Regions from separate parts of the Mus musculus genome. Here all the other regions are linked to region 1. A link is a contact called in ENCODE Hi-C or POLR2A ChIA-PET data. All regions are on one chromosome and are shown on one strand. The core of a region is the stretch at or near the end of the contact, and the rest is flanking DNA. Distances in the headings are between cores, read along the strand shown. Region 1 holds the start of Nup50 (nucleoporin 50). Region 2 overlaps 5031439G07Rik (RIKEN cDNA 5031439G07 gene). Region 3 has its middle 17 kb from the start of Phf21b.

Evidence for each region. A loop is a pair of places that touch in the nucleus more often than their neighbours do. ChIA-PET counts read pairs that join two places held with the same protein, here RNA polymerase II (POLR2A).
Region 2: POLR2A ChIA-PET joins it to region 1 with 16 read pairs in Patski. The contact joins the enhancer-like site here to the promoter of Nup50 in region 1. A Hi-C loop is called at or near these places in 11 of 37 maps with a recorded cell type or tissue (T-helper 1 cell, T-helper 17 cell, T-helper 2 cell and 4 more). POLR2A ChIA-PET finds 5 or more read pairs at or near these places in 3 of 5 experiments (Patski and embryonic stem cell).
Region 3: a loop to region 1 is called in a map of left cerebral cortex, with 2.1 times the contacts of the local background. The contact joins the enhancer-like site here to the promoter of Nup50 in region 1. A Hi-C loop is called at or near these places in 1 of 37 maps with a recorded cell type or tissue (left cerebral cortex).

What each region holds. Positions count from the first base shown.
Region 1 is chr15:84,921,788-84,926,734 of GRCm38, forward strand. It overlaps Nup50 (nucleoporin 50), which reads left to right and starts at 1,641. Exons shown (of 8, transcript NM_016714.2): 1 at 1,641-1,863.
Region 2 is chr15:84,970,574-84,974,943 of GRCm38, forward strand. The region is part of intron 1 of 5031439G07Rik (RIKEN cDNA 5031439G07 gene); the gene reads right to left. Among named protein-coding and RNA genes, the nearest start is that of 5031439G07Rik, 15 kb to the right of the region's middle. Within about 2 kb of position 2,806, at least 2 of the 3 ENCODE cell types and tissues checked have a DNase peak (open chromatin) inside an H3K27ac peak, as active enhancers do; they include gastrocnemius, where a contact is called at or near this core.
Region 3 is chr15:84,870,966-84,875,640 of GRCm38, forward strand. No RefSeq gene overlaps it. Among named protein-coding and RNA genes, the nearest start is that of Phf21b, 17 kb to the left of the region's middle. Within about 2 kb of position 2,296, at least 1 of the 3 ENCODE cell types and tissues checked has a DNase peak (open chromatin) inside an H3K27ac peak, as active enhancers do; it is left cerebral cortex, where a contact is called at or near this core.

The sequences.
Region 1 (4,947 bases), core at 391-2,890:
AACTATGAAGATCAAGCTAGCCTGGAATTCAGAGATCTGCCTCTGTACTGGGATTTAATCAAGTACTGGGATTAAAATGAGCACCACTATGACCAGCCAGTTTTGTATTTTTATTTATTTTTGGGAGAGGGTCTAAGTTGCTCAGGCACGCTCAACATAGATTTGAATTTTATCTGTGGCCCAGAATAGGCCTTAAAGTTTTGATTCTCCTGCCTCAACTGTCTGAATAGCTGTGATTGTGGGTCTGGTCTGTATTAATGAGGATCTTCTTGTTACTCTGGCTGGCCTGGGCTGATCCTCTTGCCTCAGCCTTCCAGTAACTGTGACTTTAGTTGAAAATGCCCATGACCTGACTGACTTCAGATACTTAAATTATCTCTGGAGTACTTATAGCACTAAATATGACGTTAACGACATAGCTGAAATGTGTAGAGAATGACAAGAAAAATACCTTGCATGTATTTAACACAAATTTTCAGAAGACACTTCATTGGCAGTCAGTTGAATCAAGAACAAATGTGTGCATTAAATGCGATCTGGCTTTTTCTCTTTCACTCTGCTGGATCTGGGGGAACTGAATTTAGGGCTTTCCTCGTGCTAGCCAAGTACTCTACCACCGTGCCAGCTAGTCTCCTTTTGCAGTTCTTGCAGATCGATGGATGAAACACCCTGAAAATAAGGGACTTGACTTCTCCCTTGGAACCCCCTTTGTCCTCTCTCAAAAGTTTGGAACTATTGCTCTAGAAATGCTAGTTTCTCTGAGACCCGTTTCCGGATGGTTAAGGATGGGTCTGACATTCTGGTTCACATTCTCGTTAAAACTCAAGCAGAAGAATTAGACCAACCGGAATCCCTTCTTAAACAACTGAACCGCTTTAGAGTGCTGTAGTCAGCTAAAAGCACACAAAACACGAGTCCTGGTCCAGGACGCATACGGTTCGTCCCGCAGCTGAATCCCTCCGGGGACTTCATCTCCTGTGGGCCCTAGCTGGTCCTGCAGCTTGGGGCAAATTTACAGCTCCCAACGAGGAAATCTGTGGACATCTATCATAAAGCAGCAATTGGGGCAGGTGACCTTTAGAGTCCGTCCCGCAGGGCTCTCCAGCCCCATGTCGGGAAGAGCTACCACAAGCTTCCAAGTCTCCGCAGACTGAGATCCACCCTCCCCAAGGCCCGTCCACGTGAGAATCACGTTGCACCCGCCTCGTGCTCCCCCCAGATCCACGGCCAGTCTCCTCAGCCACCCACCACACCATCGGAGGCCTCCAAAGTCACTGACCACAACGCCTCCCGCTAGTGTCTCGGCAGCGATTGGCGCGCGAACCTCCTCAAACTGGGACGGCGGCCGACACGTGACCAACGTGCTTAACCCGCGTTTGACAGTGGCTTTGGCTCCCGGCCCGCTGCCCGCGCTCCCTGTGCGCACGCGCGAGCTCCAATGGTCCTCCCGGCGACTGTTTCTAGGGCGGGCTTGCGCATGCGCCGCGCGACCCAAGTGGCCCTCAGGAGAAGGGGCCGGCGGCGGAGGCTCCGACGCGCATGCGCAGTAGCTGGATGCGGGCGTCGCTTGCCTCTTCCCCCTCCCCCTCTCTTTTCCCTCCGATTGGTTCGGAGGCGTCCATTCGAGTTACAAGATGGCGGCCCCGGGCGCTCTCTTCACCGTTCTGTAGCAGCTTCGGGCTGAGCGGATGTCTCTTCTTGTCCTCAGTGTCGGACTCAGAGACACACGGCTCCCGAGTTCTGCTGATCACGAAGTTCCCGGAGGCGCTCGACGCACCGGAATCTCCCAGCGGCCGCGACCGCCGCCTCGGCCCTGCTCGCCGCGGCGCCGGGACTCCAGCGTGATCGGCGGCGGCAGTCAAGGTAGGTGAGGGCCGGGCAGGCCAGGAGGGCGGGGCGGCGGCCGCCTTGGCGACGCGGCGGGCTGTTTGTGAAGCCGGACCGGGCCGGGCCTGCCGGGCGAGCCGCCTGGCAGTGGAAGGCTCGGCTGAGCGCGGGCCTCGGCCCCAGCGGAGGTAGGCGGCGGTGGCAGGGCCGCCCTGGCCCAACCCTGGCTGGCCTTCGCCCCTTACATGTCGTCTCCCCGGCTGTTCGGTCCCCCGGTGCCCTCACCGAGTTTCCAGGCCGTTGGTCACCCGGGTTCGTCCAGGGCCACTTTTGAGGTTTGGGCTTTTCCGGGGCGTTATAGTGACCTCGATCGGCTCCTGGTGTTTTCCTGTGAAAGTCATCTCTTGACCGCAGAGTTGTGCGGGTGCGCACACCGCAGGAAGCGGCCCGATCGTGAATAATTCACACACACACACACACACACACACACACACCATCACCATCCCCTGTCAACACACACACACACCCCGTCCCCCGGCAACTTCCTAGCTTCATATCTTAAAAGCATTTCGTGGAGCCATTTTACCCACAAACGCAGACATTTGGCAAAGTCTTCCGGGCAGCTGTTGTAAGTCATTTATTACAGGGATTAAATTTCCCCGGTAACATATTGGTAGAAGCTTATCTAGTACGTACGAGACCCTGGATCCTGTCCCCACCGCTTTAAAAGAAAAATAAAACAGAAAAGCTTTAATAACAACAATAATAGCTGGCAGATAAGTCTCAAGTGCCAGGCCTTGTTCCAGATAATTTGCAGAGTTGTGTTTAACTATGGAATGTGAAATAAGTAGGTATTTGGTGCTTTAAAAAAAAAAGTATGTATCTCCTATGTTGGCCTTGAACTTGTTCTATGGCTTAGACTGGCCTCAAACTGTCATCCTGCTTCAGCCTCCCTCTACCATCACCCGGGTTGGTGAAATGTGTTTTAAAAGTTTAGCCTATAGTAGTAGTTACTTTTCCCTCTACAGCTTTTGAGTTTTGGAGTAAAAATAGGGGTTATTTTTGTTACTATTTTGACAGGACACTTCCTCTGTTTGAGGCACTCTTCTAAGCTATGCCATCTTAGTTTTCATAGCAGTCCCTCTGTCCCACAGATAATCATTCGCCAAACCCGATTGCCCAGGCTCGCTCAGCTTGTCCTGGAAGCTAGCAATAGCATCTTGTATTTTCTCAAATAAGTAATGCCTCGGACCACTGAATCAACAACAGATCTATGAGCCAGGTAGGTTTGGGACATTTTAGAGTCATCAGGAAACAAAACTAGAATTCCTGGCCTCTGACTCATCTGAGTAAAGTGTGAAATGGCAGCGGCAGCATTCGTTTGTTTTAGTCTGTCAGGTACTCTTTAGTTTCAAGTCTGAGCTAGACAGTTTAAATGCGTTTCCCACTATTCCTTTTGTCCACATCTTAAAACAGTAAATCTAGCAGGGTCACTGCTTACCTCTTTTGCCCTCTGGTGGTGATGTTAGGTAATGATTAGAAAAATTTCCCTAGGGATCCAGAGACCTCACCTGTGAACAGTTCTGTAAAGAACGCTATTTCTGATAAGATTAATTTTGCAGCGGTTTGGGAGAGGAGTTAAAAAGAGACGGTTCCCAGTTACTGATATTTATTAAAACTCATGCTGTATATTTTAGAATCTTCATTTTTAAAATCATTCATTCTGTAATCAGAAAACGTGCCTGTAAGAGAAAAATGTAAAAGGTTGGAATGTTTCGAAAGCTGGAGCCCTGCACGTCAGATATTGGAAGGCTTTGGAATTTATGATTTCAAACTTACTCTGTAGTTGCTAATCTGCTGTAGAGCATTAAGCGATGGGTAAGTTTGTATCTAATGACTGTTCCAGGCCTACTCTGGTGGGATGTTGTGCTGAGGGTAAATGAATGGAGAAAGTATCAGGAAGGAGTACCTACTGCCAGCCTGGGCAAGTACCCTCGCTGCTAAAGCTGCTCTGAAGAGATGAAACAGTGCTTAGAACAAAACCCTCCAAGCTCCTGTCTCTCTCTCTGTCTCTCTGTCTCTCTCTCTGTCTCTCTCTCTGTCTCTCTCTCTGTCTCTCTCTCTGTCTCTCTCTCTCTCTCTCTCTCTCTCTGTGTGTGTGTACAGTGCCTGTGCAGGACAGTAGAGGGCACTAGATCCCCTGTAACTCCCAACAGGAATATGAGCTGCCTGACATGGGTGCTGGAACTGACTTGGGTCCTTTGCAAGAGTAATAATGTGTGCTCTTAACTGCTGGGCTATTATCTCCCTAGCCCCTGTTATTGCTATTTCTAAAAGGCAAGGCATTTTTTTTCTGGAAACAGGTTTTCTCTGTGTAGCCCTGGCTGTCCTAGAACTTATTCTGTAGACTAGCCTGGCCTTAAACTCACAGAGATCCACCTACCTCTATCTCCTGAGTCCTGGGGTTAAAGGTGTATGCCACCTTGCCTGGCTCTTGTTACTACCACTACTACTGCTGCTGCTGCTATTATTATTATTATTAATTTGTGCTTGCTCACCCGTGGAAGCCAGAAAAGTTAGTTAGATACCCCAAGAGTTGGAGTTACAGGTACTTGGGAGCTGCTGTTGGGTATTCGGAATCCAACACTAACTTCACGAGAGCAGTGTGCTTTCTCGCCTGTCCGGTCATCTCTCCAGCCTTGATGCTGTATATTTGAAGCAATTTATATTATCAGTTGCAACCACATCCATAGCACCTAAATTTTTAAATTTGTAATGTCTTAGCTTTGCACAATTAATTTGCTTAATTCAGGCAATTAATTGTTAATTGGGAGCCATTTCTATTAATTGTAGCCTTGAGAAAACTACTCATGTTGCAAAAGTATTTCTCAGGCATTATTAAAATCCTTACCCAAGAATAAACTTCTGAATCATCTTTATATTTTAAATATTAAGAGTGCTCATGGCTCTCTTGCTGTCTCTTGCTCTTTCCCTTCCCCCCCTCCCATGTGCTCCTGGCCAGCCTCTCTTCCTCTCTTCCTCTCTCTCTCTCTCTCTCTCTCTCTCTCTCTCTCTCCTTTTCTCTGCCTCTACTACCCTCTCGACTCCCCTCCCCATGTC
Region 2 (4,370 bases), core at 1,556-4,055, 50 kb after region 1:
GCGTGTGATGTCAGAGGGCAGCGTGTGGGAGCCACTTCTCTTCTGTGATGTCAGAGGGCAGCGTGTGGGAGCCACTTCTCTTCTGTGATGTCAGAGGGCAGCATGTGATGTCAGAGGGCAGCGTGTGAGAGCCACTTCTCTTCTGTGATGTCAGAGGGCAGCATGTGATGTCAGAGGACAGCGTGTGAGAGCCACTTCTCTTCTGTGATGTCAGAGGACAGCGTGTGGGAGCCACTTCTCTTCTGTGATGTCAGAGGGCAGCGTGTGGGAGCCACTTCTCTTCTGTGATGTCAGAGGGCAGCATGTGATGTCAGAGGGCAGCGTGTGAGAGCCACTTCTCTTCTGTGATGTCAGAGGGCAGCGTGTGGGAGCCACTTCTCTTCTGTGATGTCAGAGGGCAGCATGTGATGTCAGAGGGCAGCGTGTGAGAGCCACTTCTCTTCTGTGATGTCAGAGGGCAGCGTGTGGGAGCCACTTCTCTTCTGTGATGTCAGAGGGCAGCATGTGATGTCAGAGGGCAGCGTGTGGGAGCCACTTCTCTTCTGTGATGTCAGAGGGCAGCGTGTGATGTCAGAGGGCAGCGTGTGAGAGCCACTTCTCTTCTGTGATGTCAGAGGGCAGCGTGTGGGAGCCACTTCTCTTCTGTGATGTCAGAGGGCAGCGTGTGATGTCAGAGGGCAGCGTGTGAGAGCCACTTCTCTTCTGTGATGTCAGAGGGCAGCGTGTGGGAGCCACTTCTCTTCTGTGATGTCAGAGGGCAGCGTGTGGGAGCCACTTCTCTTCTGTGATGTCAGAGGGCAGCATGTGATGTCAGAGGGCAGAGTGTGAGAGCCACTTCTCTTCTGTGATGTCAGAGGGCAGCATGTGATGTCAGAGGGCAGCGTGTGGGAGCCACTTCTCTTCTGTGATGTCAGAGGGCAGCGTGTGGGAGCCACTTCTCTTCTGTGATGTCAGAGGGCAGCATGTGATGTCAGAGGGCAGCGTGTGGGAGCCACTTCTCTTCTGTGATGTCAGAGGGCAGCATGTGATGTCAGAGGGCAGCGTGTGGGAGCCACTTCTCTTCTGTGATGTCAGAGGGCAGCATGTGATGTCAGAGGGCAGCGTGTGGGAGCCACTTCTCTTCTGTGATGTGGGTTCTGGGGACTGAACTCAGGTTGTCAGGTTTGGTAGCAAACACTTTTACATACTGAGCCGATGATCTCGATGGTCCTTAAAGACTGGGTTTTGGCAGAGGATGGTATTGGGGATCGAACCCAGGGCCTTGTGAGTGCTGACCTAACATGCACTATACCACTAAGCTATGCCCCAAGCTAGGGTTGTCATTAAGAATCGTCTTACAGGGACTGGAGAAGTGGCTCAGTGGTTAAGAGCACAGACTGCTCTTCCAGAGGTCCTGCATTCAATACCCAGCAACCACACGGCAGCTCACAACTGCCTGTAACTCCAGTTCCAGGGCATCTGAGACACGCACACAGACATACAAGCAGCCAAAAGACTAGCCCACATTAAAATAAAAATAAGTACATCTTTTTTTTTAATTATCTTATATATTTTAATTTTTATATCTTAAGTTGATCTGAAAAAAATAAGCAAAAAATAGCTGGACATGTTGTCTATATATGATCCCACCACGCAGGAGACTGAGGCAGGGGGATTGAGAATTAGAGGTCAGCCCTGATTGCAAGGTAAGACCCCTAACTTAAAAATCAAACAGAAGGAACCAAGACAGGGATTCTGGAGATGGAAGTGCTTGCCACAAAGCAGGAGAATTCCCTCAGAACCTACATCAAAAGCCAGATGTGACAGTGTGGGCATCTGGTCCCAGCACTGGGAGGTGAGACAGGCTAGTGCCTGGGGCTTGCTGGCCTGTTTGGCTAGATCAGCAAGCCTGGGATTCAGTGAGGGGACCCTGTCTCAAAAACTAAAGACATGCAGCATCAACCTGCACACACCATGCATACACAGCCAAATTAACAAGGGACCGAGACAGTTCTAGCAACTACAGTTAGCAAATGCCAGAATTTAGTGCTACATAATTACTAGAAAATTGCTTACAGCAGGAGAGCCAGAACACAGAAACTGAACACACACACACACACACACACACACACGTATGTATGTATGTATGTATGTATGTATGTATGTATGTATGTATATATATATATATATATTGAGAACCTGGCTTTTTGGGTTTGTTTGTAATGCATAGGAAGACTGGGGGGAAAAAAATCCAAGTGTCTACAGTGGTTCTGGAGCATTCCGTCTGCAAGTTTGTTGTCCGTACAGGCAAGGATGCTGCATCAGGGAGAGGGTACCCAGGAACACAGTTGGCCCCTGCAGGACTGTGGACCCAGCATCCACCCAGCACCCACCCCTGCATGGTGTGGAGCATCCCAAGCGCCTGCTATACAGGCTGCTGTCAGGTGGCGCTCGTAGCCAGGCAGGGGACAAGAGCTGGACAGGCAGGCCACCCTGGTCTAGCTGCCAGCAGCTCTACAGTGAGGAGAGTTCAGCTCAGGGCTGAACTATAAGCTAGGTAGGCAAAGAGTAAGCAGAAGTGACTGGAGCTGCACTCAAGACCACTGCAGAGAGGCCTGTACCAAGGGAGGGCAGGGGAAGCCAGAGAAGTGAGGAATCAGAACACGAGGGGCAGACCTCACGGGCACTCTGGCTGCTGGTTGGTGTTTACCCTCCAAGGATAAACCTCTAAACAGTCTGGTGAAGGGTGGGGGCACTCTCTGCTGTGGCACGTGCATGCTAGCACCTGGCCTGGACCCAACTGTGGGCTGCAAGGACAAGGTCCTCCGGAGAGTGCACCTGGTCAGCAATGGACACTGCTGGGCTCTGGATACCTCCCAACAGCAGAGGTCAGGAGGCCGACTGTCTTTGACAAGAGTCCAAGGGTAGCCCTTGGTCCCCTGAGCAGGATGAATAGGCTTTTGTGGCCTCAATAGGCCTTTTATCATCTTGTGCCTGGGTACTGAGGGCCCTCGTTCCCTGGGGCACAAAGCACAAAGAAGCTGTCCTAGGAAGCCAGGCTGCCCTGATGAGGCCCTGGATGAAGAACTGGTCAGTCGGGTCCCACATGAGCAATCCCAAGGGAAGTGGGGTGTGGATGACTCGGATGTCCAAGTCAGGCTGAGCTGGTCCTGTATCTTCTTCAGGAAGTTCAGGCTCTCTCACCACATGACCCATGCTCTCCAGATAGCACCCACAAATCTGCCCTTCACTCCCCAAATACAGTAGCCAGCCCTGACCCCTGTCCCCTGACTAAATACCTCCACAGAGGCCACACCTCCCTCAGCAGCAGTATTTGTTCCCTGTGAGAGTAGCTGTGACCTGTGAGAGTAGCTATATCCTCAGTTCCTGGGGTCTGTCTGCCCACTCACCCCCAACTCCAGGCTGCCTCTGATAGGCAGCACCTTTCCAAACATGCTAAATGCTATCTGCACCATGGGGCTGGATCCCCTTTGAGTGCCCACTCTGATCTTCATAGCATCTACCATGGACTTTATTCACATGATGGGAAACTGAGGCTCAAGGCCTGAGTCACCACCAGTCAGGCCTACCACTGCTGCTCTGTGGCAGGAACAGACCACTGCCACATACATCTGCCCACAAGGCCACACCTTCAGCCCTTTGCTCCAGCCTTGTCATGGTGATTTCTTACTTCCCATCTGTGAGGGTCCTTACATCTTGCTGACAGAGGTCACAGTAGGCAACCAGCAAATGTGACCTCAAACACATGAACATATGGTGCATTCTCTGAGACACTAAGGCAAATTTGTACACAGTGCCCAAACCACCATCAGCAAGAATACAAGGAAAATCCTCAGAGCCCTTGGAACTCCCTTAGAAGCCGCTTCAATTAGGAAAGCAGATGCTGATGTCCAGGCTGCCCAGCAAGGTCATGGCTGATGCTCAGACTGCAGGCTGTCCCCATGCCTGCCAGTGTGTGGGCTTTCTCTGGGGCAGCCTGCAGGATTCCACCCCCCAAGAGCCATCCTTCATGCTTTCTCTGCAGCGGCAATGCCACAAAATTACCCACATGACCAGCATGGCACCTGCCATCACCACCCACAGCCTGCCTCCAGGCCACCGTGATGCTCCCTGGAACATCTCACAAACTGAGAGGTTTCTAGATAAAAACCCCCAACTCCGAGATCACCACCATAGTAGCTTTTGTTTCCATGTAGAGAACTAGCTCTGTGACACTTCACAGGGCACTCTGACCCGGTGGGATCTGTGATCCAGCAACCCCAGCACCTCCACCTCCCTAGGCTGGAGGTTATTTTTACATGACCTAGCCACTATTCCCCTCCTCTGGCTCCCACGCAGGTACTACAGGGCAGAAGGTGAGTCACGGAACC
Region 3 (4,675 bases), core at 1,046-3,545, 50 kb before region 1:
TATATGGCATTGGTAAAGTGCCTTAGCTTTTCTGTGACTCCATCTCTTCATTATGAGGTAGGGACCATTATAACAAGGTCCTCTGCCTCTGGGAGGCTATGAAATATTACCACTGAGAGTGAGTGATGTGCGGGTGGCATCCCCAGCCAGTGCCAGCTCCCATTACTTGTGATCCCAAAGCCCTTCCTGAACAGGAACACATTGAGGGGAAGGGGTTTCACGGGTGGCTACTGAAGACACGGGGGACATGTAAAATGTATGAGAGTAGAGGGGTAAACTGAGGCATGGGCAGGCTATTCAATATTCCCATGGGACACTCAGGGGTGAATCTGGAGAAAGCATCACCAAAACATAGGAGCAGAGACTGGTAGTGACCAGAGGACAGTGCCTCTCTCTGGCATCTGCACCCCTCCATGGGATTTTCAGGGACCCGGGCACAGAGAAAGAAGCTCACCATAAAGAGGTTCATGGGAGAGTGGGCTGTGTGCTGTGAGGGGTTTGGTGCCTGTAAGATGGTTTTTCCCTTCCTTAATTCTGGGGATAGTGTGGGGCTTTCGTGGCAGCAACTGAGCAAGAAGCAAGGGAGAATGGCTGGAGGAAAGCTTAAGTGGTGGGCTACAAGGCCTACCCCTACCAGCGACCATCTAAGCGTGTCCTGAGTGTCCACTCCATGGATGCCCAGAATAGTGACTGTCACCAGCCTCTCCCAAGCAAGAAGACCAAGGAACTGCAAGGCTGGAAATGGATCTGAGGCTGATAGAACCTTGCCACCCTGGGAGGTCCTCCGAGAGGTTGATGCCTGCTGAGTGGAATAGGAGACTCTGCTCGTGGCTCAATCATCATTGTGATGGTGGGTTATCTGGTAGTCCTGGAACACACAGGCCTTCTTAGAAAAGGCTAGAAGTATGGTATGTTCAACCCTGGCCCTCAGCTCCCACAGCCCCTGAGGAAATGACTGAGCATCCGGACCATGTCATTAACGAGATCTCCTGATGCAGTCTGTATAGAGTTTTATGCAGAGTGGATGTGGGCCTGGCAGAGAAGGTTGGGTGCAACTCTATGGGCAAACTTGGCTCTGCATGAGGATCTGATGAGCTGGGACAGGAAGATGGTCAGGGGAGAGCTCTACACCTGTGTCATATGCATGAGGGTGAGGGATAGAGACCTTCCAGGCCTGTTCCCAGACTGACAGGATAGTACATGATCATCCAGCCAATCTCAACGTCCAGTACATTATAGTAATAAACTCTTCACCTTCCAGGTAGAGGTGGCCTGTGGGCATTTGAAACAAAATGGCCCCCAGAACCTCATAGGAGGTAGTTCCTAATGGAGGTGTGGCTTTGTTGGAGGAAGTGTGTCACTGGGGGTGGGCTTTGAGGTCTCAGATGCTCAAGCCATGCCTAGTGCAGCTCACAGCCCCCTCCTGCTGCCTGAGGAACCATATATAGAACTCTCAGCTACATCTCCAGCTCCATGTCTGCCTGCATGCCACCATGCTTCCCACAACGAGGATAATGAAATAAACCTCTGAACTGTAAGCCAGCCCCAGTTAAAAATTGTTTTACAAGAGTTGCTGTGGTCATGGTGTCTCTTCACAGCAATAAAACCCTAACTAAAACAGCACCCATGTTCAAATTCTAGCTGCACTTGGCTACAAGTGGCTTAATCTTGGTAGGCCTCAGTCAGGTGATGAAAGGTGATGCTGGTGTCTTTCAAAGTGTAAAATAATATAGGAATCCTAGAACACTTCTGGTTCCTGTTAAACACACAGTAAAGCTCCATAGAATAGCGATGTCATGATAAAGGAAAAGAGTTGATGGGTATGTTATGAGCTTTCAGGGATGATAGGCAGTCAGATATGCAGACACTGTAGATGGAATATGGACTCTAGCTCGAAGTGCCTGCATTTTCTATAACCAATTTCATCTTGGTTAGAAGCTGCCATTTCCAGGCTGTGTCAACAGCAAGCTATTTACATTGCCAATTAAGCCAGTGCACAATAGGGAACTCTCTAGACAGTGACCCCCACCCAACCCCTACTTCAAAAGGAAAAGATACCCGGAGAAGTGCCCATGCCTCTGCATGAAAAAATAGGGCTGACAGAAGCCTGGGCCTCTTGGTGTCCTGAAGAAATCACCCGGAAGGCTGTCCCCAGAGGAAAGTCAAACAAGAAAAGGCAAATGCTGAGGGAAACACAGGTCTGTTAGATTCATCACATGTAGTCCCGGAAGCTGAGGGGAAGGTGGTATTTATAGGACTGAGCGACAAACTGGTTTTTATACCAGAGGGGGAAAAAAACAGAGATCAGAATGGGCGCCTCTGAAGCAAGCCTACTTATGGCGCTCCAAAAATACACTAGGAAGCAAAGAGACCCAAATCTCCTCAGAGAGAAACCGGCTCGCTGGTGTGAAGCAGCCAGCGAGGTGGTTCACACAGATGAGACGTCTACATCAGACGGTAATTTTAAAGAAACCATACTTACTGGGTGTGGCGGCACACACATTTAGTCCCAGGACCCAGGAGGCAGGGCAGGGGGCAGGTGGATCTCTGTAAGTTCCAGGCCAGCCTGGTCTACATAGCGAGTTTCAGTCCAGCTAGGATTACACGGAGCAACGAGCAAGACACCACCCAACTTGTGATTTTTTTTTAAAAGATTTTATTTATGTACGCAAGTACACTGTCGCTGTCTTCAGACACACCAGAAGAGAGCATAGGATCCCATTACAGATGGTTGTGAGCCACCATGTGGTTGCTGGGAATTGGACTCAGGACCTCTGGAAGAGCAGCCAGGGCTCTTAAACCGCTGAGCGATCTCTCCAGCCCGACTTGTGATTTTTGTTTTGTTTTGTTTCTTGAGTGTTTAGGTTTTGTTGCATGGTGTGTGTGTGTGTGTGTGTGTGTGTGTGTGTGTGTGTGTGTGTGTGTGTGTGTATTGTGGCTCTGTGACACAATCCTCCGGTTCAGGAATTCTGGAACTTCACTTCTGGGCTGTAGCCCGGGTTTAACAGCAGGTTCCCCAGCCCACCTTCACACCCCACTCATAAAAGCATTTTAAAATACCATGTTTTGTGCTCTAAAGGCACTGACGTACTTAAGCAGGAGACATGAATCATGATAGAGTTGTATAAATAGCACCCTGCTGTTGACAGACCAGTCCCACACCACAATCTCACTGGCAAGTCCTGGCACTGGCACCTGTTGCCTTCTGTGCTGGTCCCTCCTCCACATGACATTCGGACTCCTGTCCCCAAGATCCTGGATGGGCAGTGTCCACAGAGGAGCCACAGGTACCCTAACCACCACCAGGTCACACATTGTGAGGTCCAGGTTCAGTGAGAGACCTTGACTGAAAAAACAGATAAGGTGGAGAACTCTAGAGAAAGACACCTGATGATGACCTCTGACCTGCACAGGCATGCACACACAAGCCTCCAGCTGTGTTGGCTCTAATACAAGAGAGTGATTCCATCTGTGTCCTTGTGTTGGCTTAGTTCTCATAAACTGGCTTCGGCCACCCCGTGAGTTCCTACATCAACCGAGCCCAGAGCCATCTGACTTCCAGGCGACAGGGTTCCTGGGATATCCATCTGTGTCATGAATGCACTTAGCCCTTTTCTTAGTTGCTTCAAGACATGACCACTTGGGCTTAGGTGTGGAGCTCATACAGCTACATCCCTAGAGCATCCTACCCAGCGTGCAGGCAGCTAGCTACACCCCAAGAGACCTCCCTGTCTCAGGTCTTTACTATTTGGGGGAAGGACCTGGGGTTTCCTCAGTCATTTCTTGTGAGACTCAGGAGCCTTCCCCCTCGCATCAGGAGGAATGGGTTCAACCAACAGAAACCACTGCAGAATAATCTGCTACCACCCAATGGATACCAAGGCCAGAGGCGTGTCCTTTGGTTCATCTTGAGTTCTCCAGTTCCTGCAGTCTATTCTCCTGTCCGTTTTGTATTCTACAGCCCACCTACCTGTCTACAATAGCACCCTGGTTCATCCTCCTCCTCTTGGCGGTGCCAAGGCTGCAAGCCCCAAAGCTTCGCTGACCAGCAAGTCTTTGACAGTCCCTGCTCACTGAGCCACTCTGCCCCAGTGACCTACATTATCCTTCTCAGCACCTGTTCTCATCTGAAATCCGCTCGAGTTTCTTTCTTAGGTATCTGTCATCCATCTTCCAGCCCCAAACCGCTAACGCTGGGCTCTATGATAGCTCCCTACAGACAGTACTTGGGGGGTGGGGTGGGGCTGGGTGCTGTTTGTTTCACAGACGGCAAACCCAGAACAGTTCAGTGACACGCCCAGTTATATCCACTGAGGCCAGGTGGGTGGCAGAGGAGGTCCTTGCCTGAAATATCTGAGAAGCCATTGTGTCAAGTTGTGAAAGTAAAGGCTGGATGGCAATGGGGACCCCAAGATGTTAGAGGTGCCAGAGCTGTGGCGTATCTGCCAAGGAGAGCTGTGGACAGGGATTGGAGACAGCCCAAGAGAGAGAGAGAGAAGTGTGCTGCAGTCAGCGAAGTCAGAAGAGTGGAGCCATCGAAGCCCTTTGGCATGAAGCTACTGCTGGCTTTCAGTCTTGCTCTGGCCCACCATTTCCTTACTCTACCCCCAATTTCTCCCTTTTGGAACGGTAACGGGTATGTTGAAAGTATGTAACCACTCTTTGATTTTTACAG